Linked DNA regions of Homo sapiens: regions 2 and 3 are each linked to region 1. Evidence: chromatin loops called from intact Hi-C (ENCODE). Cell type or tissue: B cell. All regions are shown on one strand. Each heading gives the region's core, and the rest is flanking DNA. Links, peaks and the distances in the headings are about the cores only. Region 1 overlaps USP7 (ubiquitin specific peptidase 7). Region 2 has its middle 43 kb from the start of HAPSTR1. Region 3 holds the start of USP7 (ubiquitin specific peptidase 7).

What was found. Hi-C counts contacts between places; a loop is a spot of excess contacts. Peaks named below come from ENCODE experiments on the same cell type or tissue, not always from the same donor. Only the 100,000 strongest peaks of a DNase experiment are listed, where the experiment ranks them.
Region 2: it touches region 1 in a loop (14-fold over the local background); 21 of 110 quality-filtered maps call a loop at or near these places.
Region 3: a loop joins it to region 1, with 11 times the contacts of the local background. A loop is called at or near these places in 13 of 110 quality-filtered maps.

Annotation. Positions count from the first base shown.
Region 1 is chr16:8,886,941-8,896,656 of GRCh38, reverse strand. It overlaps USP7 (ubiquitin specific peptidase 7), which reads left to right. Exons shown (of 31, transcript NM_003470.3): 27 at 916-1,015; 28 at 1,507-1,626; 29 at 1,802-1,873; 30 at 2,017-2,107; 31 at 2,553-4,560. The coding sequence ends at 2,659. Among named protein-coding and RNA genes, the nearest start is that of LITAFD, 9.4 kb to the right of the region's middle. RefSeq lists enhancers at 4,270-4,499, 4,550-4,609, 4,680-4,829, 4,890-5,159, 7,899-8,741. In B cell, for the core only: CTCF peaks have their summits at 4,563 and 4,764; DNase peaks (open chromatin) are centred at 4,275, 4,916 and 5,567; H3K27ac peaks cover 2,485 bases.
Region 2 is chr16:9,129,316-9,139,248 of GRCh38, reverse strand. No RefSeq gene overlaps it. Among named protein-coding and RNA genes, the nearest start is that of HAPSTR1, 43 kb to the right of the region's middle. RefSeq lists an enhancer at 2,057-2,557 and a silencer at 6,067-6,116. In B cell, for the core only: a CTCF peak has its summit at 4,284 (motif pointing right); DNase peaks (open chromatin) are centred at 3,268, 4,288 and 6,288; H3K4me3 peaks cover 605 bases; H3K27ac peaks cover 764 bases.
Region 3 is chr16:8,958,162-8,967,780 of GRCh38, reverse strand. It overlaps USP7 (ubiquitin specific peptidase 7), which reads left to right and starts at 3,875. Exons shown (of 31, transcript NM_003470.3): 1 at 3,875-4,574. The coding sequence starts at 4,496. It overlaps USP7-AS1 (USP7 antisense RNA 1), which reads right to left and starts at 5,068. Exons shown (of 2, transcript NR_184341.1): 1 at 4,887-5,068; 2 at 791-1,028. RefSeq lists enhancers at 1,024-1,647, 1,648-2,271, 4,968-5,504, 7,682-7,751, 9,123-9,172 and 2 more and silencers at 1,435-1,729, 3,413-3,772, 9,125-9,419. In B cell, for the core only: a CTCF peak has its summit at 5,094; DNase peaks (open chromatin) are centred at 3,820, 5,100, 6,927, 7,660 and 1 weaker place; H3K4me3 peaks cover 3,804 bases; H3K27ac peaks cover 5,690 bases; H3K27me3 peaks cover 86 bases.

The DNA of each region.
Region 1 (9,716 bases), core at 1-8,000:
GAAGGATACGATTCCATTTGAACGATGAACTGAAACTGGAAGGGGTGACTCCTGATTTTGTATTTGACAGATTGAGTCACTTCTGTTCCATCTAGCCAACATTTGGGCTGTAGAAAGAAGCCCCTGAATTGATTGTTTATTTCAGAGAGATGGGCATGATTCTCACTACTTTGCCCTGTAGTCGCTTGGAGGACAAATGGCTTTTGGAGCCATTTGGTTCCCAAACTTTCTTTAGTTTTAATAAAACAATTATTAAACAGTGAGACCCTAATCTATTACCTAATAAGAGTAAGCGAGGAAAACGCCACTATCAGCTGAATGTGAATTCCTTGTGGGAAAGGTTTATGCAACTTTCGGAGGCCCAGTCTGTACATCTCTGTGCCCAAATGTGGCCATTTCCACTTTGTCCAGCAGAGCCCTTTAATCTTATGCTTCAAGGGGACCCCCTCTCCGTGCCTTGCCTCCGGTCTCTGTTTCTGATATTTCAGATCCTCTTTAAAAAAAAAAAAAAAAAAAAAAGCTGGGCATGGTGGCTCACACCTATAATCCCAGCACTTCGGGAGGCCGAGGCGGGCGGATCACGAGGTCAGGAGTTCGAGACCATCCTGGCTAACCAACATGGTGAAACCCCGTCTCTACTAAAAATGCAAAAATCAGCCCAGTGTGGTGGCACGCACCTGTAGTCCCAACTACTCGGGAGGCTGAGGTGGGAGAATTGCTTGAACCCGGGAGGCGGAGGTTGCAGTGAGCTGAGACCATGCTGTTGCACTCCAGCCTGGGCGACAGATTGAGACTGTCTCAAAAAAAAAAAAAAAAACATATCGTGGTAACTTTATTTCTTTCTAGAAAACCATTTTATTTTTATGTGAATATATATACTTCATTTTGCCCTATTTTTTTTTCCTCTCTGTTCAGGCTGCTAGAAATTGTAAGCTACAAAATCATTGGTGTTCATCAAGAAGATGAACTATTAGAATGTTTATCTCCTGCAACGAGCCGGACGTTTCGAATAGAGGTATCTGTCCCCGATACTGTTGGCACCAGAGAGAATTCATGAGCCCCATCTGCTGCATATTTAAATATCACAGCAAGTTGTACAAGTAGCTTGATTTGTGTTTTTATACCAGTAATCGAGGTATATGATTCCATGAGTGGACCTACAGTGTTTTTGCACAGAAATTAGTCCTCAGTTTGGGTTACCAACCCAATCCAGACAGAAACTGTGGATCACTTGAATTTAGAGCTGTTGACATTTCCACAGGAACTGGGATAATACAGTATTTGGCCTCTTAAAATTCAGTTTTTTGGGGGAGGGGGAAGAAACTTGGATATCTTCTGGCTGAGACTCCCATGAGTGCCCATCACTCTGGCTGGATCCAGGTGTGGCGTTTTTTTAGCAAAAATAGGCTTTACCCTCCGGGTTAGAGTAGTGTGAGAATTGAGATGTGGACACTTTGACCACATCACTTGCACTTACAGAACTGTGTCTGTTGTCCGTGTCCCCAGGAAATCCCTTTGGACCAGGTGGACATAGACAAAGAGAATGAGATGCTTGTCACAGTGGCGCATTTCCACAAAGAGGTCTTCGGAACGTTCGGAATCCCGTTTTTGCTGAGGATACACCAGGTATGCTGTTGTGGTTGGCCGAGTGGCTCACGTCAAAACCTGGAGCCTTTGAGTGGCCGCTGTTGCCGAATCTGCGCTCCTGCTGGGGTTAGGCGTTGGTTTTGGCGGCTGCCACGTGACGTGGCCTGGGGGTGCTGGGAGTGACTGTGTGAGCACATGTCCTTTGCCATTCTAGGGCGAGCATTTTCGAGAAGTGATGAAGCGAATCCAGAGCCTGCTGGACATCCAGGAGAAGGAGTTTGAGAAGGTGTGCAGCTGGGGCCTCCTGGGGGCTTGGCGGGCCATAGGCTCAAGCCTTGCCTAGCGTAGCGGCCTAGGCTTTTTTGCCAGAGATGTGAGTTTTGCTGATATACAGAAATAACGGAGGAGTTTTAATTTTTTTTCTTTTAGTTTAAATTTGCAATTGTAATGATGGGCCGACACCAGTACATAAATGAAGACGAGTATGAAGTAAATTTGAAAGACTTTGAGCCACAGCCCGGTAAGGGTTCTCCCCCCCCCGGGGGCTGGTGTGGGTTTCAGACTAAGAAACAAGTGGTCTGGGGCTGGGAGGGGCAGCCCCAGGGTCAAGTGCCAGCTCCTCTCTCTCCACTGGCCGACCTGTGGAACCAGGAGCAATAGCATTCCATAACCTACGAGTTCTTAACAGGTCCTTACATCCTTTGTAACCTGTGAGATCTTCAAGGAGAGAAGCTTGGATATGTGTGCAGGGTGATTGAGACTCAGGGTTGTGAGGGCAGTGGCTCTGAGGCGCAGTCAGGGTGTGGGCCTCCTTAGCTCCAGGTGGGCGTGTAGCTCAGGTCCTGGCTTCCCTGCGAACTTACCCCTTGGGGAGCCACAGGGATGCATGCCTCACTGGCCACCACCCCGCTGAGGGGTTCCAGGGCTGCTCTGTGGCCTCACTTGCTTTTCTTCATCCCCACCAGGTAATATGTCTCATCCTCGGCCTTGGCTAGGGCTCGACCACTTCAACAAAGCCCCAAAGAGGAGTCGCTACACTTACCTTGAAAAGGCCATTAAAATCCATAACTGATTTCCAAGCTGGTGTGTTCAAGGCGAGGACGGTGTGTGGGTGGCCCCTTAACAGCCTAGAACTTTGGTGCACGTGCCCTCTAGCCGAAGTCTTCAGCAAGAGGATTCGCTGCTGGTGTTAATTTTATTTTATTGAGGCTGTTCAGTTTGGCTTCTCTGTATCTATTGACTGCCCTTTTTGAGCAAAATGAAGATGTTTTTATAAAGCTTGGATGCCAATGAGAGTTATTTTATGGTAACCACAGTGCAAGGCAACTGTCAGCGCAATGGGGGAGAAGAGGTTAGTGGATCGGGGGTCCCTGGCTCAAGGTCTCTGGGCTGTCCCTAGTGGGCACGAGTGGCTCGGCTGCCTTCCTGGGGTCCCGTGCACCAGCCCTGCAGCTAGCAAGTCTTGTGTTTAGGCTCGTCTGACCTATTTCCTTCAGTTATACTTTCAATGACCTTTTGTGCATCTGTTAAGGCAAAACAGAGAAACTCACAACCTAATAAATAGCGCTCTTCCCTTCATTGTGTGCATTGTCGGCCCTTCCTCGGGTTCTCCTCCTCCAGCTGCCTGGGGGCTTTTTAATAAACTTGTCTCACCTCGTCAGCCACTACTGTCTGCAGCCCCTTTGCAAAGTGGATGCACTGAATACAGTCCGGACAGACATTGTGGGGGTCTTTTTATTAAATCAAGAACATTGTTAAATTCAATTAAGGTTTACTCTGCTGCCTTGGCAGACTTACGATCTCAACAGTTCATACGAGCAGGTGAAAGGATTATAAATAGAATTTCGTTAAAGTGGAACAGACGACAAGAAAGCCTTTTAGCAAGAGGGCATGCTCACTAGTGGTTAGTAAGCTGTCGACTTTGTAAAAAAGTTAAAAATGAAAAAAAAAGGAAAAATGAATTGTATATTTAATGAATGAACATGTACAATTTGCCACTGGGAGGAGGTTCCTTTTTGTTGGGTGAGTCTGCAAGTGAATTTCACTGATGTTGATATTCATTGTGTGTAGTTTTATTTCGGTCCCAGCCCCGTTTCCTTTTATTTTGGAGCTAATGCCAGCTGCGTGTCTAGTTTTGAGTGCAGTAAAATAGAATCAGCAAATCACTCTTATTTTTCATCCTTTTCCGGTATTTTTTGGGTTGTTTCTGTGGGAGCAGTGTACACCAACTCTTCCTGTATATTGCCTTTTTGCTGGAAAATGTTGTATGTTGAATAAAATTTTCTATAAAAATTATAATTCAGTGAGTTACGTGGAAGTGGAGGAAGATTTCTACTCTCCCTGGAAACAGGCCTGGGAAACCTTGGCATTTGTAACAAGGTTTCACTGAGATGTACTTTTCCTTCTAATTCCGTTTTGCGGGGGCAGGGTCTCTTGTTTCTTTTTTTTTTTTTTTTTTTTTTTAGCCTCTAACTAGTCACATTTACTCTTAAGAAATGAAAGGTTTTCCAGGAGAGAACTGTGTACAAATAAGGTGACTGGAGATGTGACCTGATGTGTCACGAGGCCCTTCGGGGCGGCAGGCGCTATCGTGGGCGTGGTCCTTGCACCGTCCCATCGGCCTTGCCTTCCAGCTCCGTGGCACGGTTTCCTGGTCTTTGGGCCAGTGTGTACCTTGGAGTGACTTCCTTTCTCAACTTCCACTGCAGTGTGTGTGCCTTCTGCTCTGAGAGCTGCCTTGTGACCCGTGTGATAGAAAGCAGGGAGTGAGGGTCCCCGCGGACCTGGCCCTTCCCTCCTTCCTCCCCCAGAAAGAGGAGTTAGAGCAGGGGTGCGAGAGCCGTTCGCTGTGGGTTTGTCTTTGAACAAACATTAAGGTGTCTTGTTTTTGTTCTGGGCTGGGGGTTGGCTGTAGTCTTAGGTAACTGAAAGTTCCTACTCTCCCTTAAGGTATTAAATGACTCTTTTTCCAAAGAACGTGTTGTAATGTTTCCGTCATCTGCCGCGTTCCCTTTTCCACTCACTCGCAGTTACAGTGTCAGGAGTTTGAGTTTGTTAAACTGGTTCTGGGGAGACAAGCTGAAATTTTAAAGAAAGAAAAATGAACTCCCCTTCTCCGGCCTCACTGTAACCCCTGGGACTATTGTGTCCTCTCCCTCTGTGGGGTGTGGATGCCATCTGTTGACAGCATTCGGAGTCTTCACAGCGGGGAGCCCTGAAAACCACTGCGTGACAGCAAGGGCCTGCGGTCACAGTGGCCCTTCCCACGCCCTCACACACAAGAGCAGCGAGCTGAAGCAGTCTTGTTTCAAAATGAGAAGAGCAGCCAGGCGCGGTGGCTCGTGCTGTGAGCAAAGCCCAAGGGAGACACTATGGGACCTGGCAGAGTCCCCTGCAACGTGGGTGCCTTGACAGGGCGAGAAGCCACGTCTAGACACCATCGCTTCCTGATGGAGGCCCTGACCCAGCTTCTCTTTCACCAGACGGCAAGGACATTTGGCGTCATACATAACATCACTCATTTGCTGTGAGGCAAATGTTTATGGTGCCAGGGATGGAAATTGTGAGTAGTTTAAAGTCTTAACTCTGAAACCACCTTCACAGTTAAAGCAAATGCGATAAAACCTATAGCACCTGGGCCGGATGCGGTGGCTCACACCTGTAATCCCAGCACTTTGGGAGGCTTGAGATCGGTGGATCACTTGAGGTCAGGAGTTCAAGACCAGCTTGGCCAGCATGGTGAAACCTTGTCTCTACTGAAAACGCAAAAATTAGCCGGGCATGGTGGTAGACACCTGCAGTCCCAGCTGCTCGGGAGGCTGAGGCCAGAGAATCACTTGAACCCAGGAGGCAGAGGTTGCAGTGAGCTGAGATCGTGCCACTGCACTCCAGCCTGGGTGACAGCGTGAGGGAGACTCCGTCTCAAAGCCATAGCACCTGAAGGTTCCTTGAATTACTAAGGTGAGGTGTGTAAGTAAGACATCTCTCTTGTGGTTTGGGCTTAGGCTAGGGTCAGAGTTGGTAAACTTTCTGTAAAAGGCCAGAGTAGGTATTGTGTGATGGTCTCTGTTGGGACTCTCAGCTCTGCCAACATAGCATGAACGCAGCCACAGACAACAATTGAGTGGCGAGGCTGTCCCCACAAAGCTTTGTTTTTAAAAACCCCTTTTGTAGGTTTACCAACCCTGGATTGCAGGGAAATGATCTGTCTTCATGGCTTGCTATAAGGGCCTCTTGGGCCAAGAGAGCTTCAGATTAGATAGCCGAGTCACTACCTCCTAGTGGTGTAGGTAGGTCCCCTGGGGAGGAGGGGAGTCAAGATAACAACCAGACCTTGCCAACCCCATTGGACTACATCCCTAAGACTTTTGTGTGAGGGAGTAATGGGTAGTGTTTCCGGCCAGCCTTGCTACCACCCTGTCCTCACCCAGTCGTGTTCATCAGAACTTTGTCGCGGTGGAGCTTCTGGCCACCTGTGGCTATAAAGCACTTGAAATGTGGCTTAAGTGGCAGAGGGGGTTGAATTTTAATTTTATTCTAATTTGCACATGTGGCTGATGTCTTCCTTACTGGGTATGCAGTTCTAACAAAACATTCCCCACCTCGGGAGTTACAGTGACTAACTCGAGGGCTGTTGAGTGCTGCGTGAAGCACAGGCGTTGGAGTGGGCGTTCTTTATGGCCTACTCCCTAAAGCCTTCGGGACATTGGTTTTCTGCGTGAGAACAGTTAAGGACAGACTTCCCCATCCCTGCGTCTTGGCTTTGGGGGAGATGGGTGCCTGTGCATCTTCTGCTGACTTACGTTTCGCAGCCTTTAACTGAGTGAGGCCTGGGAGCTGGAGGCCATGAATGGTCTGTGAGCAAAACTGCAGGTTCCAAAGGGAGGCCCCCTCCCATCAGCTCCAAGGGGTCACTGACCCCCTACATGCTGCCACCTGTCAATGACTGGATCTGGGGGTTCACAGCACAGTGCCTGCACAGCACGTGGACAACTTGGGAGAGGGAAGAAGTTACGGATTCAGACCACCCTTGAAGTCCAGTGCCCAGGAGTAAGAGACTGGCACCTCCTGTCCTTCCCCACCCGTACTCAGCATCACTCAGCCCTTTGAAGCTCATTGCTGCAAAGCTGGTTTTGCAGCGAGGAGGCAGAGAAAGGTGGTTAAGGCCAGCCCCTCCCTGGTGGTGAGGGTTAGTCCAGGAGCTGCTCAAGGTTCCCAGCTTGGCCTTGATGGCCCCTCCACGCCTTTATCCCACAGGGCGTGGCTCGAGGCCACGTGCACCTGGCGCATCTTTCTGCCCTGGCTGAGCTGAGAACTCCAGTAGGGAAATGGTATGGGTGGCATTGTGAGGAAGGCCACCAGCCACCAGCGAACTCTGCCCACGAGCTGGTGCCAGTGCCACACCTGCCCATTGGGCTCCTGTGAGAAGGTGGGGTGGGGGCTGTTCTGACTCTTGCCTCCGGCTAATTAGGAGGGACAGTAGCAAGAAACCCTTTGTGATAACCATTGTGCACAGTGAGCCAGCCCTGAGAGGTCAGCAGCGAGGCGTCTGGTGGCCCAAAGTAGGCCAGAACCCTGAGCCATGGGGGCTTGAGCCTTGCTCAGTGTGGAGCAGGCATTCAGACCCCCACTGGCTGCCCGCCTCACCTCCCTGTTCCAGGTAGCCCTAGCTCAGCCCTCCATGCGGGGTAGGATGGGGGCTGTCCCCAGTTTCAAATGAGGGTTCAGCAACTTGCCAAGCTCATCTGCCAGTGGTGGGCCGCCCCTCTGACAGGCCCCGAAGCTGGGGAAGAGGCCGGCCCTGGGCGTGGAAAGGGGTCAGGGAAAGGGGTGCAGGAGAAGGAAGCCCCGGCCCTGCCGTAGCCTGGCCCTGCGGCAAGGTCTTGGCATAGGAGAACCTGAGGCTTCCCTGGGACAAAGCCTCAGACACATGAACACCGAGAGGCTTAGAACAGTGGCTCAGGTCCTGTTGTCTAAGGCAGTGACTGCAGACACCCCGAGGCTTGGGTCTGGGGGTATTCCAGGGGACTGGGCCAAGGGACAGATGAAGTCCCGCCCCACTTGGCAGCCTCTCAAGACCCCAGTTCCTCTGCACCTACACCTTCAGACAGCGGAACTTGAGAAGCCTCGACTTTTTTTTTTTTTTTAATGTGTATTTTTGTTTGTCTTAGTTTTTTGAGATAGGGTCTCACCCCATCTCCAAGGCTGGAGTGCAGTTGTGCAGTCATGGCTCATTGCACCTTTGACCTCTTGGGCCCAAGCGATCTATCTGCCCCAGCCTCCCAACTGTCTGGCAGCACAGGTGTTACCACCATGCCCGGCTAATTTTTTAATTTTTTGTAGAGATAGGGTCTCCGTAGGTTGCCCAGACTGGTCTCAAACTCCTGGGCTCAAGTGATCTTCTCGCCTTGTCCTCCCAAAATGCTGAGATTACAGGGGTGAGCCACCTCGCCAAGCTGAAAATCCTGGATTTTCTATACGAATTGTCCTATTTCTAAGAGTTGGCAAGTGACGTTTTCCTAACACGGGGCAGTCTGCATCCAGAAGGCCTGGGGACTGATCCATAGAGTCATAGCAGAAGCTTGCAGCCATGCCAAGGACCTGGCCACCTCTGAAGGCACAATGGTGACTGACTCAGGCCGATGAAAGCTCTCCTGTGACTGAGGAAGACCTGGCACCCAGCCAGTCCACACTGAGTGAGCAGAGCCTGGCCGTGGTTGGACACTGTCCCTGGACTGCAGGCGCTCATGTCTCTGGAGCCATCTGGGAATCCGAGTGAAAGACAACAGTCTGGGTGGAATCAGAACGAGAGGCTCCAGCTGAACTCTGCAGATGGAGGGTTCAGGCTGTAGATGGGCCTTGCCAGCAAGACCGAGCAGCCCCCGATTGTCGCCTGCCACAGCCTGGCTGCTCTGCAGAGCCATCAAATCTCTCCCTCTGGATGGTGGAAGCCCGGTGGCTGGGCCCTCGTCCTAGGTGAGACCCTCACGCCTCACCTTGAGATAGATCCTGGATGGATGACCACCCGCCTCGTCCACCAGGGGCTTTTCTGTCTCCCTATGTTGACCTGGTGCCCGTGTCCTCATTTATTACAAATGAGAGGTTGCTTCCTTTGTCTTCAGGGACTTACTGGGGTTCCCAGGTACTAGCTGCCTAATTTGTGTCAGAAACTTCACCATCCAACCCTAAAAATCTTGCTGAGTCTCTGAAGTGGAAATGAAGGCTCTGGGGCCTGCAGCTAGTGTGGACCGGGAAGTTGTTCTCCCGATTTAGCCAGGCCTTTGGGTGGTGGCAAAGGCACAGGCATTGGGGCATTTTACTCCAGGGAAACCTGTCCCAGAACTTGTCCTTCCCCGGGGCTGGTGTGACCTAAGGACCTGTCAGCCCCATCATGCCAGGCTTTGGCCAAGATGGCTGTTGCCTGACCTGTGGCTTCCCGGAACCTCTACCTGCTGAAGACCACATGATGGAAGACAGGTAATGCTCCCTTCTATCCCTCTAGGCCTTTGGCCACAGACGTGCACACACACACACCCAGACCCTCAGCCACACACACACACACCCCCCTCCTCCAGGCCTTCAGCCACACGCGCGTACAAACATGCATTCACACACCCTTTCTTCCAGGCCTTCAGCCACACACATGCGCGTACACACATAAACACACACCCTTCCTTCCAGGCCTTCAGCCACACACACATGCACCCCTCACCTCTGTGCCTTCCTCCCTGATGCTGAACCCTGAGGACAGACCTATGTCTCCAGCGCTGATCTAGTTACTCAGCCTCAGCTTCCGCATCTGTAGGTTGGGGCAATAATGGGTCAATACCCCATCGGTGTGAGCCTTACAGCTCCCCCAGCCACATTTTAGTGAAGACGGCTTCACGTGCCCCCAGCTCCCAATTACTTCTTCCCCCAATTCTTCCCTTACTTCTTTTCTCCCCTCTGTGAAATTCATCTTATTTGAAAACATGACGAGTAGAACAATATTTCTACTTTACAAAATTTATTAACTTTTTGAGACCCTTTCACCTAGGCTGGGGTGCAGTGGCATGGTTAGGGCTCACTGCAGCCTCGACCTTCCAGGCTCAAGCAATCCTCCCACCTCAGCCCCACAGGTAGCTGGGACT
Region 2 (9,933 bases), core at 1,254-9,253, 240 kb before region 1:
GTGGCCATAGCTGCAGCATTACTGCCCTCTACAGGCCGCCTGGAGCCCCGACATGGGAGTTCAACCACAGCTGCGTCTACGCCAGGGACAGGGGACAGAGAAATGGAGCCCCTCCTTCCCACCTTGCTCGTGGCAAGCATGGGGAAACTTCAGTGGGAAGAGCGAAAAAGGAGAGAAAAGTGGGGAGATCGATGAGGAAAGATCATGATTGTGAGAAGCGTGGGAGCAAATTGGGGAGCGGGTCAGGGAGGAACATGGGAATCAGGACTACGTGGCTTTGAGGAGTCACACGGGGGGCTACCTTCCCCCACATGCCAGAAAATCCAGACTGCAGAAGCCCATTTAGGCACTGTCTCTCCTGCCCAGCCGGGCCCCACCAGCTCACTCATTGCCAGCTCCACGTCAGCCCCTCTCTTGTATCAAGCACTGTGCCAGGGATGAAGGATGCAATGGTTCAAGAGAGAGAGGGTCCCCACCCAACCCCTAAAAAGGGAGCAGGACAATGACACCTAGAATTCAATGAATAATAAGCTGGGACAAGCATGATGAAGGCAAAGAATGGGGGGAAGGTGGGAAAATTCGCAGGGGCCTGGGTGGGACCTGGTTTGAAACAAAAGCTGAAGATGGATGAGGACCCGACCAGGGGAAGATGGAGTGGGAGAGGGGCAAGGGGAGCCCCCAAGACCGAGGGACCAGCAGGTGCAAAGACTCCAGGTGAGCTAGGACTGAGCCTGCCCATGGAGAGGAAGCGGGGCCAGGGTGGCAGGGGCAAAGTGGACACTCCAGAGAGCCATGGGCAGGGACGGTGTCCCAATCAGGTCTATACTTAGGAAGGTTTAGATTTAGATTTCCATGGCTTCTGGGTGGAACACGGGTTGGGAGCAGGCAGGACAAGAACTTGTGAGGAGGTCACTGCAGATGTTGGGTGAGGGGGGACGTTGGCCTGAACTAGGTCAATTGTGGAGGGGTGAAGAGAGGCGGGTGGACTCGAGGGCTATTGGGACAATGAAAGCCAGAGGACTGTGTCTACACAACAGGAGGCCCCACATGGAGGGATTAAGAGTGTGGGCTCAGTCCGCTGTGGTGTCTGACGCCTGTAATCCCAGCACTTTGGGAGGCGGACTCAGGAGGATGGTTTGAGACCAGGATTTTTTTTTTTTTTTCGAGACAGAGTCTCACTCTGTTGTCCAGGCTGGAGTGCAATGGCACGATCTCAGCCCACTGCAACCTCAGTCTCCCAAGTAGCTGGGACTACAGGCACGTGCCACCACATCAGGCTAATTTTTGTATTTTTAGTAGAGACTGGGTTTCACCATGTTGACCAGGCTAGTCTTGAACTCCCAACCTCAAGTGATCCACCCACCTCAGCCTCCCAAAGTGCTGGGATTACAGGCGTGAGCCACCACGCCGGGCAGAGACCAAGAGTTCGAGACCAGCCTGGGCAATAGGGTGAGCTCTCTTCCCTATAAAAATAACGTTTTTGGTTTTTTGTTTGTTTTTTGAGACACAGTTCCACCTTTGTTGCCTAGGCTGGAGTGCAATGGCGCAATCTCGCCTCACTGCAACCTCTGCCTCCCGGGTTCAAGTGATTTTCCTGCCTCAGCCTCCCAAGTGGCTGGGATTACAGGTGCCTGCCACCATGCCCAGATAATTTTTTTGTATTTTTGGTAGAGACGGGGCTTCACTATGTTTGCCAAGCTGGTCTCAAATTCCAGACCTCAAGTGATCCACCCACCTCCACCTCCCAAAGTGCTGGGATTACAGGCGTGAGCCACCGAGCCAAACCCAATTTATTATTTTTTTAATTTAGCCGAGTGTGGTGGTACACACCTGTAGTCCCAGCTACTCGGAGGCTGAGGTGGGAGAATCACTTGCGTGAATCACGGGAGGCAGAAGTTGCAGAGAGCCGAGACTGCACCACTGCACTCCAGCCTAGGCAACGACAGAGTGAGACACTGTCTCAAAAAACAGTAGCAACAGCAAAGACCAACTTAAAGAGGCTCCTACTAGCCAAAGATGGGACCATTTGGGCATCAATAAAAAAATAACTGCATACTAAATATGTTTCTATCCATGGGTTTATAACAATGTTAAAAATATTTTTTAAATGCTCACTGGTCCCCGCTGGAAAATTCTAGTGAGCCAATTCATTTTTTTTTTTTATGGGGGAAAGAATCAAGTATTTATCCTTCCTTTTCTTTGCAAATTGCACCGCTGAGTAATCAAATGGGAGATGAGGGAAAGTTTGTGTGCATAGAACTCCTCCATGTAATAAATGAAAAGGAATAACAGAATGAGAATACCATCACTTTGCAACCCCAAATGAATCCGTGGATCCAGGCACTGCACACCCACAGCTGCTGCCATCAGCATTATGCGCATCCTGTGACATAATGTCTGTGACAATCAGACATTATGCGCATCCTGACGGGAGGACGCTACACCTCCTATGAGGCAGTCTTGCCACATCAGTCAAATTGGAACCTCAGCAAACCTCTGTACTCAAGGCCGGGCGCAGTGGCTCACGTCTGTAATCCCAGCACTTTGGGGGGCCAAGGCGGGCGGATTACTTGAGGTCAGGGGTTTGAGACCCGCCTGGCCAACATGGGAAACCTCGTCTCTGCTAAAAATACAAAAACTAGCCAGGCGTGGTGGTGGGCGCCTGTAATCCCAGCTACTTGGGAGGCTGAAGCAGGAGAATTGCTTGAACCTAAAAGGCAGAAGCTGCAGTGAGCCACGATAGCTGCTACTGCCCTCCAGCCTGGGCGACAGAGCGAGGCTCCATCTCAAAAACAAAAAACCACCACATAACCTCTTCAAGCCTCCTCTATGTTGTAGCACGTGTCAGTACTTCATTCCTTTTTATAACTAAATAATATTCCATTATATGGATAGGCCACTTTTGTTATCCACTCATTCACTGGTGAATACATGGATTATTCCACTTTGGGGCTAATATGAAAAATACTTCTATGAACATTTTTCCATTCATTTTTCTATGAACATATGTTTTCAATTCTCTTGGGTATATACTTAGCCCCAAAGTTGTCTGATAGCTTTTCATCGTTCTTAAAATGAAATCTGAGCTCTTTATCCTGACCTGTCCTGTCTTGCATGGTCTGAGCCCTGCCTGCTCCTCCCTCCGCTTCATCATCCACTCCCCTCCGGCTTCCCCAGGGGCTCCAGGCACTTCCTTCTGGTCACTGACCCAGGACCTTTGGCAGGGCTGTTCCTAACACCTGTATTTAGCTGTCTGCCATCATTAGCCTGTAAACTGCACAGAGCAGAAGCCACATCCTGTCTGTTGCGGCAGGGCACAGAGCCTGGCCGGTGATAAGAGGTCAATGAATACTTGATCCGCAGTGTCCTCATCTAAACTTTGGGTTAAATCAGAGAAGAGATTCGTAACCTCAGTCCATCGATACAGGAGTGAGCTTCACAGTCAAGAAACCTACTGAAATGTCTGTGTATTCTTCCAGGGAGAGGGTCTGCAGTTGTCAGCAGATTCTCAAAGGGTCTATGCCAAGCCCATCACCACCAAATCATAAGTATCCCGGGTCCAGGTCAATCATTTTCAAACTTCAGTGTGCATCGGAATAACCTGGGAAAAGGTCGGGGGCGGTGGCTCACACCTATAATCCCAGAACTTTGGGAGGCTGAGGCAGGTGGGTCACTTGAGGTCAGGAGTTCAAGACCAGCCTGGCCAACATGACGTAACCCCATCTCTACTAAAAATACAAAAACTAGCCAGGCGTGGTGGCAGGTGCCTGTAATCCCAGCTACTGGGGAGGCTGAGGCAGGAGAATCGCTTGAACCTGGGAGGCGGAGGTTGCAGTGAGCCGAGATCACACCACTGCACTCCAGCCTGGGAGACAAAGTGAGACTCTGTCTCAAAATAATAAGAACAACACGGGAGAGTCTGTAAATAGTTAGATATTCAGTACCCTTCACCCCCCAGCACGGTCTGACTTGCGCATTTGGGATAGGCTCTGAAATCTTTATCACTAACTGTCTCCTACCTTGGACGTCGGATGCAGGTCCAAGGACCATATTTTAAGAATGTTACCCCAAAGATTTCCTTGACCTACCTAAGAATCAGCATAAGGCATCTTGAAGTGTCTTTGTAGCACTGACATTCTCAGAGGCTTCCACAAAACAAACGGCCCTTTCAGGCATGGAGGGTGCAGTAATGAGAAAGGCTTCTCTGCCCCTGGGGCTGGAGCTCAGCACTGGGTGAGGGGCTCCAAGGGTCATGTGCCCTGTGCTCCAGGAGCCTCTAGATGGCAGTGCCCAGCCAGAAATAGAGCCAGAGCGGGTGGATGCGGGAGGCTGTTGAGTCCTGAGGCTGCACATGGGAGGGTGAGGAAAGCCCAGGGGCCAAAGCCCCCACAACTGGCCCCAACCGGCTCACAGACAGGTGCAGCCAGGCTGGAACCCCGGATGCTCAGACACTTGTCAACTGAGAAGTGAATGGAAGGGAGGGAGGAAGATCATATGAGAGTTTGAATTATTAATGATAGTAGCTAACAATTATTGAAAATTTGCTGCCAGCCACTGTTCTCTGGCCAAATTGAGATCATCCTGTTTATATTTCTCATGATATTACAAGCATTTTTCCATGTCTTGAAATATTTTTCAAGGCCAGGCGAGGTGGCTTATGTCTGTAATCCCAGCACTTTTGGAGGCCGAGGTGCGAGGATTGCTTGAGCCTAGGAGTCCAAGACCAGGCTGGACAACATAGGGAGACCCCCATCTCTACCAAAAAAAAAAAATTTTTTTTTTAATTAGCTGGGCATGGCGGGGCACCTCTGCGGTCCCAGCTACTTAGGAGGCTGAGGCAGGAGGATTGCCTGAGCCCAGAAGATGGAGGCTGAAGTGAGTCCTGATCATTCCACTGCACCCCAGGCTAGGTGACAGGGAGCAATCTTGTCTAAAAAAAAAAAAAAAAAGTCTGGGCTTAGTGGCTCACACCTGTAATCCTAGCACTCTGGGAGGGTGAGGCAGGCAAATTGCCTGAGCCCAGGAGTTCAAGACCAACCTGGGCAACACAGCAAAACCACATCTCTACTAAAAACACAAAAAATTAGCCAGGCATGGTGGTGCCTGCCTGTAACTCCCAGCTACTCAGTAGGCTGAGGTGAGGGTCACGTGAGCCTAGGAGGTTGAGGTTGCACTGAGCCTCAAGATTGGACCATTGCACTCCAACCTGGGTGACAGAATGAGACCCTGGCTCATAAAAAAAAAAAAAATTCAAGAGTATGCTTTAGGCCAGGCACGGTGTCTCACGCCTGTAATTCCAGCACTTTGGGAGGATGAGGCAGGCAGATCACAAGGTCAGGAGTTCGAGACCAGCCTGGCCAATATGGTGAAACCCTGTCTCTACCAAAAATACAAAAAAAAAAAAAAAAAAAAAATTAGCTAGGCATGGTGGTGCACACCTGTAATCCCAGCTACTCAGGAGGCTGAGGCAGAAGAATTGCTTGAACCCGGGAGGTGGAGGTTGCGGTGAGCCAAGATCGCGCCACTGTACTCCAGCCTGGGCAACGGAGGGAGACTCCATCTCAAAAAAAAAAAAAAAGTATGCTTTATAAAGGCTTCATAATTTTCCATCTAATGAAACTAATAAGATGTGATGAACCAGTCGCTATTATTAGGGCTTTAGGTTATTCCTCACTGTCTTCCACTCCAAGTACCACACTTCATATTGTTGCATCAGAATCCTCTTTTGGCCAGGCACAGTGGCTCCCGCCTGTAATCCCAGCACTTTGGGAGGCCAAGGCGGGGGATTCAACTGAGGTCGGAAGTTCAAGACCAATCTGGCCAACATGGAGAAACCCCCCCCTCTACTAAAAATACAAAATTAGCCAGGCATGGTGGCACATGCCTGTAATCCCAGCCACTCAGGAGGCTGAGGCAGGAAAATAACTTGAACCCAGGAGGTGGAGGTTGCAGTGAGCCGAGATCAAGCCATTGCACTCCAGCCTGTGCAACAAGAGGGAGACTCTGTCTCCCAAAAAAAAAAAAAAAAAAAAAAGAATCCTCTTTTAAGGCTGGGCACGGTGGCTCACGCCTGTAATACCAGCACTTTGGGAGGCTGAGGCGGGTGGATCACCTGAGGTCAGGAGTTCAAGACTATCCTGGCCAACATGGTGAAACTCCGTCTCTACTAAAAATACAAAAACTAGCTGGGCGTGGTAGCAGGCGGAGGCTGTGGTGAACCGAGATCACGCCATTGCACTCCAGCCTGGGCAACAAAAGTGAAACTCCGTCTCAAAAAAAAAAAGAAAGAAAAAGAAAATTCTCTTTTACAACTGTTATTACCTCTGAATATATGTTTAGAAACAGGATTATAAAACCCAAAATTAGGACCACTTTTGAAGATCTTAATAGATACAGCCAACTTTTTTTGTTTTGAGACAGTCTCGCTCTGTTGCCCAGGCTACAGTGCAGTGCCGTGATCTCCGCTCCCAGCAACCTCTGCCTCCCAGGTTCAAGCAATTCTCATGCCTCAGCCACCTGAGTAGCTGGGATTACAGGCACACGCCACTGGGCCCAACTAATTTTTTTTTTTTTTTTTTTTTTAAGTAGAGACAGGGTTTCACCATGTTGGCCAGGCTGGTCTCGAACTCCTTGCCTCGAGTGATCTGCCCGACTCGGCCTCCCAAAGTGCTGGGATTAAGGCGTGAGCCACTGTGTCAGGCCCAGCCAACTTATTTTTCAGAATGTTTTAGCACCTCTCAGCAGCAGCATGTGAGCGGGCACGTCATCTCAGACTTCCCAACCCCAAGTAATAGCCACTTATCTTTTCAAAACTGTATTCAAAACACAGTATCACTTTTTTTTGTTTTTCCTTTTCCATTTCCATTTTTGAGACAGTCTTGCTCTGTCACCCAGGCTGGAGTGCAGTGGCTCGATCTCAGTTCACTGCAACCTCCGCCTCCCGGGTTCAAATGATTCTCCTGCCTCAGCCTCCCGAGTACCTGGGATTACAGGCGCCCACCACCACGCCTGGCTAATTTTTGTATTTTTAGTAAACACAGGGTTTCACCAGGTTGGCCAGGCTGGTCTCGAACTCCTGGCCTCAAGTGATTCACCCACTTCAGCCTACTAAAGTGCTGGGATTATTGGCATAAGCCTCCACGCCTGGCAACTTCTAAAAATTTGAATCTCACAAAATAATGTTGAGCCATTTTTTTCATATATCAGTTGGTAATTTTTATTTCTGATTCTGAAAACTCCCTGGTCCTATCTTTTATTTTTCTTTTTTTCTTTTTTCTTTTTTTTTTTGGAGACAGAGTCTCACTCTGTGGCCCAGGCTGGAGTGCAGTGGTGCGATCTTGGCTCACTGCGACTTCTGCCTCCCAGGTTCAAGTGATTCTCCTGCCTCAGCCTCCTGAGTAGCTGGGACTACAGGCACATGCTACCACACCCGGCTAATTTTTTATACTTTTAGTAAAGATGGGGTTTCACCATCTTAGCCAGGATGATCTCGATGTGCTGTCCTTGTGATCCGCCCACCTCAGCCTTCCAAAGTGCTGAGATTACAGGTGTGCACCACCACGCCCGGCCCCCTATTTTTCTTATTTGGCATATAACCTTCTTATCCACATATAGGAACTCTGTGGGTGGGAGGGATTAAATTTGTCCTGTTTGCCAGTTCCATTTTCAATATTTTTTATATTGATGATAAACAAAAGCTTACATTTATGCTCATAATCAATCTTTTATTTTAAAATATATTTTCCATTGCCTTTATGTTTATAAAAAATATTCAGGCTGGGTGCAGTGGCTCACACCTATAATCCCAGCACTTTGGGTGGCAGAGGCGGAGGATCACTGGAGCCCAGGAGTTAGAGACCTTCCTGAGCAACATAGCGAGACTCTGTCTCTACAAAAAAAAAAAAAGAAAAGAAAAAAATTTTTTAATTAGCTGGGTGTGGTGGTGCACACCTTTAGTCCCAACTACTTGGAAAGCTGAGGCTGGAAGATCAATTGGGCCTGGGAGGTTGAGGCTGCAGTGAGCCACAATCACACTACTCCACTTCACCATGGGTGACAAAGTAGACCCTGTCTCTCAAAAAATAAAAATAAAGTTAAGTACTCGCTATACTTCCCACCAGTTTTTTAATGTTTCCATTTTGCATTTAAGTCTTTAATGTCAATATATTCGGGTACCTGAGGTGATGCTCTAACTTAATGTGTTTTTCCCCAAGAAGTCAGTTTTCCCAACACCATTAACTGATTAACTCATCCCTTCCCTGTCATTTTGTGCTATTTCCTGATGAGATATCAACTTCTTATATTAACCAGGGCATTTTCTGGAGTATCTATCCTGTTTCAGTCTTTGTGCTGACACCTAACTTTGAATTATTACAATTTTGTCATGTTTTAATTCTCTTTATTTTTGAGACGGAGTCTCATTCTATTGCCCAGGCTGGAGCACAGTGGCACGATCTTGGCTCAGTGCAACCTCGGCCTCTCAGGTTCAAGCAATTCTCCTGCTTCAGCCTCCTGAGTAGCTGGGATTACAGGCGCCCACCACCATGCCTGGCTAATTTTTTGTATTTTTACTAAAGACGGGGTTTCACCATATTGGCCAGGCTGGTCTCAAACTCCTGACCTTGTGATCCGCCCTACTCGGCCTCCCAAAGTGCTACCATTACAGGTGTGAGCCACTGTGCCTGACCTTAATTCTGTTTTATCTCAAAATTTATTTAGCTATTCTCAGCTGTGAATTCTTTGAGCCAAACATGAATACAGTACTTCCGATCAGTTTCCCAAAATCCCTTTGGATTTGTGTTAGAACTATAATTTGCAAAGAAATAGCACTTAGGTGTGAAGAGGGTATGAAACCTCATCTTTACAAAAAATAAATTAGATGGGTCTGGTAATGCACACCTGTAGTCCCAGCTCGGTAGGCTGAGGTGGGAGGATTGCTTAAGCCTGGGAGTCTGAGGCTGCAGTGAGTTATGATTGTGTTACTGCACTTCAGCCTAGGTAACACAGCGAGACCTTGTCTCAAAAAAAAAGTGGGGGGGCATTTTGCTTAGGGTCACACAACTCAGTAAGTGGTGGGGCCAGGATTCAATCAGGCAGCCTGTCTCCAGAGACTGCGCATCGGCATTATTTTGTTTAGTCCTGTCGTATTTTCTTTAGTATTCTAAACCAGCCACCTTAATAAAGAATTCTATTTTTCTCATAAAGAAAAAGCATAATTTGGAGCCCGCCACAGTGGTGTGCACCTGTAGTCCCAACTACTCAGGAGGCTGAGGAAACAAGATCACTTGAATCTAGGAGTTTGATGCCAGCCTGGACAACATAGTTGAGACCCTGTCTCAAAAAAAATTTTAATTAAAATTTTAGGCCAGGAGTAGTGGCTCATGCCTGTAATCCCAGCACTTTGGGAGGCCAAGGCGGGTGGATCATGAGGTAAGCAGTTTGAGACCAGCCTCACCAACATGGTAAAACCCCGTCTCTACTAAAAATACAAAAAAATTAGCTGGGCGTGGTGGCGGGCGCCTGTAATCCCAGCGACTTGGGAGGCTGAGGCAGGAGAATTGCTTGAAATCGGAAGTCGGAGGTTGCAGTGAGCCGAAATTGCGCCACTGCACTCTAGCCTGGGCAATAAGAGCCAAACTCCATCTCAAAAAAAAAAAAAACACTAAAATTTTAGGCCAGGCACAGTGGCTCACGCCTGTAATCCCAGCACTCTGGAAAGCTGACATGGGCAGATCACCTGAGGTCAGGAGTTCAAGACCATCCTGGCCAACATGGTGAAACTCCGTCTCTACTAAAAATACAAAAATTAGCTGGGCGTGGTGGCAGGCGCCTGTAATCCCAGCTACTGAAGAGGCTGACGCAGAAGAATCACTTGAACCTGGGAGGCAGAGGCTGCAGTGAGCCAAGATTGCACCACTGTACTCCAGCCTGGGC
Region 3 (9,619 bases), core at 1,620-9,619, 70 kb before region 1:
TCAGTAACCTTGTGGTATGGGATTAGGTCATCTTTCTAGGTATGGATTATTTAGGAATTTAGTTATCCCGGTGGGGCGGGGGGTGGGGGCAGATGAAGGCGTGGAGAGGGGGAAAGCTGTTAATCCCTTTTCTTCTCTGACACTTCTATTAAATAATTTTAGACCCTGACCAACATAGCTTCAAGGTAGATAAATATTTTGGTTCTCAAGAAGAAAAACCAACCCTCTGTTTATGCCAAGTCATGCCATGGCCCTGGGAGCAGCAAAATATGTTTTGATCCAAGTAATGATAGGGTGGGCCCTCCCTGCCCTTTACTGGCTCTAGCTAATGACAAGTCAGTTTCTCCAGCGGTTCCTGTCTCCCCGGTTTTTCATCTCCTTAGTCCCCGGTTTCTGAACCACGGTAGGGGTCATGAATTTTTTTTTTTTTAATTGGCAGTGATCAAAAATGGTGCCCTCAGTCATCTTCCCCTTCAGAGCCCTTCATGTCCTTTGGAGGCATCTTGGCATTCACCCTCTGAGGAAGCAGGCATTACTCAGCGGATTCACTTCTGCAGAGTCCTTCCACACACACCCCTTCTGTGTGCAAATGGACTTTATAGCCAATGCAGGCACAATTCTACCAGGGGAGGAAGAAAACAGGCCAGCCGAGCCTGCTGGAATAATCCAGTGGGGGCCTTTTTAGTGGGCCTCCAAGGGCACTGGTCTTGCTTTTCTCATAGCTGTGGTGCCCTAGAAATGAACTCTCCCTCCACTATCCACTCCTCAGTGAAAGATGTGGACCAGCCAGGAAGAAGCAAAGAAGTGCTGTTTTATTGACTCCAGAAGAGAGGCCTTCCAAGCGAGCAGGCACTGTCATTCCCAGCCTGTATCCCAGAGGCTCTGAGCTCCTAGCAGGCAGTAAACAGTTGCAGGGGTGAAAGCATTCATTCGGCAAATCGGCAAATCTTCACTGAGCATCCACTGTAAGCTTGGTGCTGTACTGAGGATAGAGCTGTAGACAAGACAATTTCTTCCTCAAGGTGCTTCTAGAAAGAGAGAGAGATATTGTGTGTTTTTTGTTTTTTGTTTTTTGTTTTTTTTTGACACAGAGTCTCGTTCTATAGCCCAGGCTGGAGTGCAGTGGTGCAATCTCGGTTCACTGCAACCTCCACCTCCCAGGTTCAAGCGATTCTCATGCTTCAGCCTCCTGAGTAGCTGGGATTACAGGCGCGCTACCATGCCCGGCTAATTTTTGTATTTCTAGTAGAGACGTGGTTTCACCATGTTGGTCATGCTAGTCTCGAACTCCTGACCTCATGATCCGCCCGCCTCAGCCTCCCAAAGTGCTGGGATTACAGGCGTGAATCACCGTGCCCGGCCAGATTGGTTTTGAACTCAGTGATGAGGATAAGGTTGGCCAATGTGAACTGACAGCCATATACATAACTTTCTGCCACCTCTTCCTCTGCCAGAAAGGCACTTTCTTCCCTCCTCCAAGCTTCCAGAATACTAGAGAGAAGGACTCTTTTGCATCTGAGCGCTGTTGATTAGCATTTGTGAGAATCTGTGTGAATAACAATACCTCTTCTTCAGATTCTGGGGGTGACCCAAGGGATTCCTTTGAAGTGACTGGGCTCTCCCCTGCTCACCTCTGTGGTCTGGCAGGAAATATACTGGTGAAAAACCTTCAAGCGTACGAAATGCTGGTGAGGGGGATCCAGTCACGCTTGAATCATATGTTCATTCAACCAGTTGACTAATGATTGATTAATTGATTGGCTGATTGAGATCGGGTTTCCCTATGTTGCCCAGGCTGGTCTCCAACTCCTGGGCTCAAGTGATTGATCCTCCCGCCTCAATCTCCCAAAGTGCTGGCATAAGGGGTGTAAGCCACTGTGCCTGGCCCATTCAACCAATATTTATTTATGTATTTATTTATTTTAGATGGAATCTCCCTCTATTGCCCAGGCTGGAGTGCAGGGGTGTGATTAGCTGACTGCAGCCTCCACCTCCTGGCTTCAAGCAATTCTCCTGCCTCAGCCTCCTGAGTAGCTAGGATTACCAGCGTATGCCACCATGCCCGGCTAAGTTTTTTGTATGTATTTTTAGTAGACATGAGGTTTCACCATGTTGGCCAGGCTAGTCTCGAATTCCTGACCTCAGGTGATCCGCCCACCTCGGCCTCCCAACGTGCTGAGATTACAGGCGTGAGCCACCGTGCCTGGCCCAACCAATTTTTTTTTTTTTTTTGAGATAGAGTTTCGCTCGTTGCCTAGGCTAGAGTGCAATGGCGCGATGTCAGCTCACCGCACCGCACCCTCCACCTCCCGGGTTCAAGTGATTCTCCTGCCTCGGCCTCCTGAGTAGCTGGGATTACAGGCATGCGCCACCACGCCCGGCTAATTTTGTACTTTAAGTAGAGACGGGGTTTCTCCATGTTGGTCAGGCTGGTCTCAAACTCCCGACCTCAAGTGATCCGCCCGCCTTGGCCTCCCAAAGTGCTGGGATTACAGGTGTGAGCCACCGCGCCGACCTGGCCCAACCAATTTTTATTGAGCACTTGCTGTGTATCCCAGGCATTTGTGATACAACAGTGAGCAAAACATTCTTTCGGGGGGAAGGGAGATGAACAGTACATAAATGGGAGAAAAATGCAGGGAAAGCGGGTATAGGGAGATGGAGAGAAGACAGGTACCACAATCTTCTGGCCTTGTTAGGGTGAAATTCTATTCTCCCCTGAGATGTGTAGAAATGTATATCGGTTTGCTCCATTTTTATTGACCCACACTGCCTTGATTAACTGGAAAAGTTGAGACCCTAATCATCAGTCTGTCAATGACTGAATGAGACAGGACAGGAGATATATTCACCAAATGTCTCCTGGAATAGGGAGGCCCCGGGTGAATGATCCCAGACTGGGTTGATAGGAAGGAAGTAAATTAATACCAAATGTGAAGGGTAGTGGGCTTGTTTTATTTTTATATTATTATTTTATTATCACTATTAGTTGAGACAGGGTCTCATTCTGTTGCCCAGGCTGGAGTGCAGTGGCGCCATCTTTGATCACTGCAGCCTCAGTCAACCTCCCAAGCGAACCTCCAGCCTCAGCCTCCCAAGTAGCTGTCACTACAGGCAGGAGGCACAACACCCGGCTAATTAAAAATACATTTCAAAAATATAAAAACAAAACCCAAAACCTTTGTAGAGAGGGTGGTCTCTTACTCTTGGCCTCAAGTGATTCTCCCACCTCGGCCTCCCAAAGTGCTGGGATCACAGGTGTGAGCAGCTGCGCCCCGCCTGGGGTTGCTCTTGAGGAGCCAAACTTTGCCAGATTAGGCTGACAGTGAGAAAATAAATTCTTCCACGGTAGATACTGGGTGAAAAAGTGCACGTCAGCGGGCAAGGGTAAGTAACGACAATAACAGGAACTTCTAGGCGCTGACCCCAAGCTCCCTTCCGGGCCCTATCCCGAGCAGTCCCCGGGCAACCTCCAGCGCTCGCCCCGGCGCGCTAGGCTGGGACCTGAACCCCGGCTGCCGGGTGGCTTCTGGGCCCCTCCTCATTGCCGCTCCTGGGTCTTTCGGGGTGTCCGGCTCCCCAGGATGGGAAGGATTCCGGTTCACCTCCGCAGGGCTAAGTCACCGGGCGGCCCGCCTCGGCCCCCAGGGCCCGGGGGCAGGGAGCGCCGAGGGTCCGCCGCGGGGCTGCGGCGCAGGCGGTGCCGGGGCGCGGCGCTGCGGGGCAGGCGGGCCTCGGCGGCGGCGGCAGGCGGGTCGCTCCCTGCTCCGCCTCCCGTGCTCCGCCCTGCGCTCCCGCTCCGCCCTCCGGCTCGGCGCCCGCCCGCTTGCTCTCCTCGCTCGCTCGCTCGCTCCGCGGCCCCCCATGCGGATGTGACATTTCACGCCGCCGCCATTTTGAGAGCGAGCCGAGCCGAGCTGCCGGGCGCCGCGTCCGCTGCCGGAGCCCCGACGACGACGCCGAGGAGGCGGAGGCCGCGGCTCTCGGAACGCGGCCGGCCCGTCGCCCGCCCGCTCCGCCGCTCCCGCCGGCCCCAGGGCCCGCAGGCCCGCCGCGGCCGGCCAGGCCTCCCGTCCGCCGCGCCCGGCCCGAGGCGGGGCTGACTCCGCGGCCCCCGACCGGCCGCCCTCCGCCCCCGGCCGGCCCGCGGCCCCGCAGCCCCGGCCCCGGCCCCGGCGGCGGGAGGCGGGCCCCGCGGCGGCGGCGGCGGCGGCCGCAGCGAGCGACGAGGCCGCCCGGCCCGGCCCGCCGGCCGCCCGCCCGCCTCGGCGCCGAGATTGGGCGAATCGCGAGCAAGTACGTGCGCGTCTCCCTGCCGCCGCCGCCGCCCGCCGCGGGCCGCCCCGGGGCCGCCGTCGCCGACGACGCGCGGGAGGAGGAGGAGGAGGCCGCCCCGCCGCCGCCGCCGCCGCCGCCGCCCCGGCTCGCCGCCGCCCGCCCGCCGGGCTCGCAGCCCCGGCCCCCGGCCGCAGGCGAGGCCCAGGCCGCGGCCGACATGAACCACCAGCAGCAGCAGCAGCAGCAGAAAGCGGGCGAGCAGCAGTTGAGCGAGCCCGAGGACATGGAGATGGAAGGTGAGGCCCGAGGGCCGGCCGCGGCGGGGCCGGGGGGCGCCTTTCATTGTGGCCGGGGGAGCCGCGGGAGCCACGCGAGGGGCTCGCCATCTTTAACCAGGCCCCGGGCGGCCGCCGGGCCTCGGCCTGGCCTCCCGGCCCCGGCCTGCGAGGCTGCAAAGTCATGCCGGGTCCGCGGGCGAGGGGCGGCCGCCGGGACCCCGGCCCCGTGCATTGTCCCGACCTCGCGTCCGCCGGGCCTCCGCGGCACAAAGCGCCCTGAGTTGTAAATTCGAGCGCTCAGGCAGCGGAGGGACGGAGGTGTTTTCTCACCCAGGTTGGGAGGCGGACTCCGGGGACCGTCCCCGTTCTGGGGCGTCCGGTTGGATCTGGTGTGGCTGGGGAATTCCTGACCTCCCCGGGCGCGGGGCTCGCCCGCACCTGCTCCGGTGCGCTCCCCCGGAGGGCGCGCCGTGGCTCGGAAGCGCTCTTCCAAATCACTTTCTAACAGCACTGCCTAGCGTCGGGCTTACGTTCGAAAATACCTGCAAGGAACGCAGATGTTGTCAGGTTTTGGACTGGCCCAGAGTTCTGACCCGGGCGCTGTTGGTTTCCGAATCCACCTGTTTTTCGGGGAGTTTGTACTTGGCAGTGTGTGGTGCAGCCAGCATCCGGCCAGGTGTGCGCTTGCAACCGTGCGAAAGCCCTGCCGCACATGGCTGCCTGCATCAGAATCAAACCTGACTCGAAAGGTAACTCGGTTTTCTGCCGATGTGGCAGTAATTTTCCAAGGCACTGTAGTTTGAGGTATAGAGTCTTGGTTGTAAAGGTTGGATGTGAAGACGCTGTAAAGAGAAGGGTGTTGGATTTAGGGAGTTGGTCGTTGGAAGGCACTTTTTCTCACGACCCATTTCACTGAAACAAAGCAAAGTCCAAATGGTCTTTAAAAAGTTTTCTTACCTACGTGACGAGTTCAGGCTGTCGGGAGTCAAATGGAGGCCACCTGAATGAAAACGGCGTGGAATGCTTTAGTTTTGCTTTTAGCAAGGGATCTTGGGTTGCCTCAATGAATGAAGCTCCAGGGGAGCTCAGGAAAAGCAGTATTTGTCCTGTGCGGTGGCTCCAAGTGTGGGGCGCTGCACACCGGTTGGTGGGAACACTTAAGCGTGACTGGTGTTCACCTCTGAATAGAATAACTTACTTCCAGTAATTGGATAGTCACTGAAAAAATGGCTGGCCAGGTTGCAAATGACAAAGTGGCTGGGATTCTGCAGTAGGCACTCCCCAGTGGTATTTATCAATGGCAGTAATGGGGGACAGAAGAGCGGAGTCCACGCCAAGGACTGGGTTATCTGTTTCACTTGGCCCCAGCAAAGCAGCAACTAAGAGCGCCTGTTATGTGTGATTAAACCAAATAGCTGAAAAGAAGTACTTTACTGAGGGAATTTTGTGTATTCCTTTTGTGCTGTATTTTGCAGCCCATCTAAAACATAAAAGAGGGTTGCTTTTCAGTTTCCTTTTCAAATGGTACCCGGTCAAGACAAATATCCAATAACACGAGCATATGGATTTCCCATGACATTGTCCTACCGCTTTCCAGGTGTTTTTGGACACTAGTGAGAATTAATAAACAGACATTACTGCAGAGCATGTGTGTTACAGACCTGTATCTTTGGGAAAATGACCAGGTCCACAAATTTCAAGGTATTTGCCCCCCCCCCCCTTTTTTTTTTTTGAGACGGATTTTTGCTCTTGTTGCCCAGGCTGGAGTGCAGTGGCGCGATCTCGGGTCACTACAACCTCCGTCTCCCGGGTTCAAGCGATTTTCCTGCCTCAGCCTCCCAAGTAGCTGGGATTACAGCCATGTGCAACCACGCCTGGCTACTTTTGTATTTTTGTTAGAGACGGGGTTTCTCCATGTTGGTCAGGCTGGTCTCGAACTCCCGACCTCAGGTGATCTGCCCGCCTCGTCCTTCCAAACTGCTGAGATTACAGGTGTGAGCCATCGCGCCTGGCCGGTGTTTGCTTTTAAAAGACTAGAGGGTGTTGAATTTTTAGAAATTCATCAGTCTCCATGCACGTTTTCAAGGCTACTTTCTTTTCTCATAAAATGAAGCTTTATTTTCATATTACAGTTTGTATTAGAAAGGTAACCCCTAGGACAGTTAATCTGTAAATTTAGCAGAATCTCAAATTGGATGGCAGAGGTTTTAGTTACTAATGCTGATTCCTTAAACTTAAGAAACTCATTTCTTCTGACTGGGCCTCTGTTTCAATTTCATTATCCAGGAGGTCCCTTTTCTTGTAGTGAGCACATGAGGCTGTGGACAAATAATAGTGCCCTGTGAGTACCCACTGGTGTGTGGTTTAAAAAGCTACTTGTGTCTTAGGCCATCTATTTCAGCCTTCCCAATCCTGAAATGTGGTACTAGCCTTACGATTGGAATGTGACTTAGGACCCGAAAGAGTGAGAGAACACTTCTGTTAAAAAGCCAGAAGGCTGGAATTTAGTGGACTCTGGTTGGCTTCATGGACCAGGCTGTGAGTGGGGTCCTGGTCAGAGCTAGAGACTTGGCACCTGTTCAGTGTCTGCCTCGGTTCCTAACGAACTAGCAGCTGGAAACTGTCAGGGTCTGAACAGCTTGAGGAAGGGAAGGCTTTGTAAACCTGGAGCATCCTGCCTGCACCTCCTGGGCAGAGTGGTTTCGAAGGAGCCTGGGAGACTGTTTCGTTTGTTTTGTCTCTATCAATAGGTCAGTGTGAGTTTGCTCTCCGGCCTCACATTCTTGGGGTTGCATTTGCTTTTGAGTGAACTCTGCACAGTCCTTGTATATTCATTGGAAAACAGCAGTGCTCTGGAATAGTTATTTTTTGAAATGCCCTGAGCAGTTAGGAAAGTGATGAAGGGTGAAGTGCGGAGAGGGAAGAGGTGGGGCCTGATGCAGTTTGCTGGGGTTGCAACCACACACTCCCTGTAAGGCCTGAAGCAGCCAGTTGCATGTTTCTAGTTGGAAGGCAGATAGAGCTGTGGAGGTGGTGGCATGATTAGGTCTGGCTGGGAATAAGGTTGCTTGGCAGTGTATTATTTATTCGCTAACTTTGGTGGCCATGGAAGTCTAGGGGCTGAAGGAGTGACTTGCATGGGTCTCTGCCCTCTGAATACTCAGATGGTCGGTGTAGACGCTATTGAATCAACAGGAAGTTATCAGGAGGCCTTGCTTCTGCATACAAACTGTTTTTTTCCCTGGTGTGGTTCTTCTGCCCAAGTGAGCAGTCTCTGTTTCAGTGTCGGCTCTGAGACGAATGGGATAGATGTTAGACTTTTCTATGACACTTAGACTGCTGCTATTAGGAGCAAATTAATGGGTCAGCTGCAGCTTCTGATCTAGGCTTCTGTGTTTTTTGTTACGGGGGTGGTGGTGGGTTTCTTCCAAACTTGTGCAGTTACTTTTCTGCTGAAGCATGTTTGGGAGTAGAATGTGAGTTCTCTTGAACACACCCAGCCAGATAAACTTGTGCTGTTGTGATTATAACTAATAGAAGATTCTTTCAAATAGCACTGTAACGAGACAAAAGTCAAATAATTCGAGAGTGTTGATTTTCCTTACATTGGCTTCTGTTGCTAAGATAATTCTTTGCAAAGTTACAAGATGAACATCAGCTCAGAGAACCCAGTAGAGAGAAATTAGGCCAAACCTAGCATCTCACTCTGATGTGAGCACGTCAGGTTTTAATGATTCAAAGCGATTCCCCAGGCTCCAGCTCTCCTGATTCTTTCAGGCTGCTGATATCCTCATTATTAATTTTTTCTCTGTAATGAAATGATCGATACTAGTAAATATAGGAAGAAGGTATCCTTTTTTTTTTTTTTGAATTAGTGTTTTGGAAAAGGAGAAAGAGGTCATTAAGTAAAAATTCATGGTATAACAGACTGTGGTGACTAAGGCAGTCTAGATTTAGAGCCATGCCTGGGTTTGAATCTGGGTTTTGCCATCTAATTGCTGTGGGACCTAATGCACATTGCTTAAGCTCTTGGTTCCTCAGTTTCTCCATCCCTTAAAGGAGGTCATTCATGCCCGTCAAGGTTGTTGTGAGACTGGAATCGCCAGGCACATCTAAAGTGCCTGGCATGGAATTTGGAGCATAGGAGATGTTCAGCACATGGTGTTGCCTTGGTGGTAGGGCTTTTGCAGCCAAGAAAATGTGACACTATGTTAGAACTAAAGTGGGGCACACACCACAGGTGGGGCCATCGAAGATGGGTGCTATGCAGAAAGGGCCCACAGTAACCATATCCGATGTGGATTAGGAAGAAGCCATCCGGCCTCTGCCTAAGCAATGCTGTTCTTGAAATCTTGGGCTTGATGTGCTTGAATAGGGATTTTAATATTAAAAGTGTAATATTTTGAGAATGATTCACTGTATGATAAAAGTCAAGTGGATTTGGTGCCATGCGCCACTGATGCTGTAGTCAGCCTGGTGGCCTTCTGATGATTCTTGCGTGAGTGCTAGAGCTCCCTGCGATGAGTGTGGGGAAGTGGAACACTAGATAGTGGCAGGAAACCAGGTCCCTGAGTGTCCAGACGTTGGGAGTCGGCTTTGAACTCTGCTGTCTCTATCCCACATCCTGTTGCCAGGCCCGTTTGGCTGTCTCAGACATCCCCTGAAAGCAGGCCCTTGCTGCCTCATGCTGGAACTGTGGTGGTAGCCTCCCTCTTGGTCCTGCTTCCAGCCTGCCTGACCCCACACTTTATGAAAGCTGCTGCCCACAGGACTTCTGTCCGTCACTGCCTTGCTGAAAAGGACTTGGTGTCCTGCCTTCTCTACAGGAAGTCGCACAGCTGCAGTCTTAGGATGGCCCCAGCCTCCTTGGTGCTGCCGGTTCCCAGCACACATGCACTTGTGTGGGCACAAACAGGACAGATACCCCAGGAAAGTGGTTCAGAATCCCACCCAGGGGCCACCTTTCCCCTAAGCCTTTCTAGTCGCCTCTCCCTGTTGGCTTGCATAAGACCCATGCACTTTTTGCCCCACCTGCTACTGTGCCGGTGGGATGGGCATTGGGG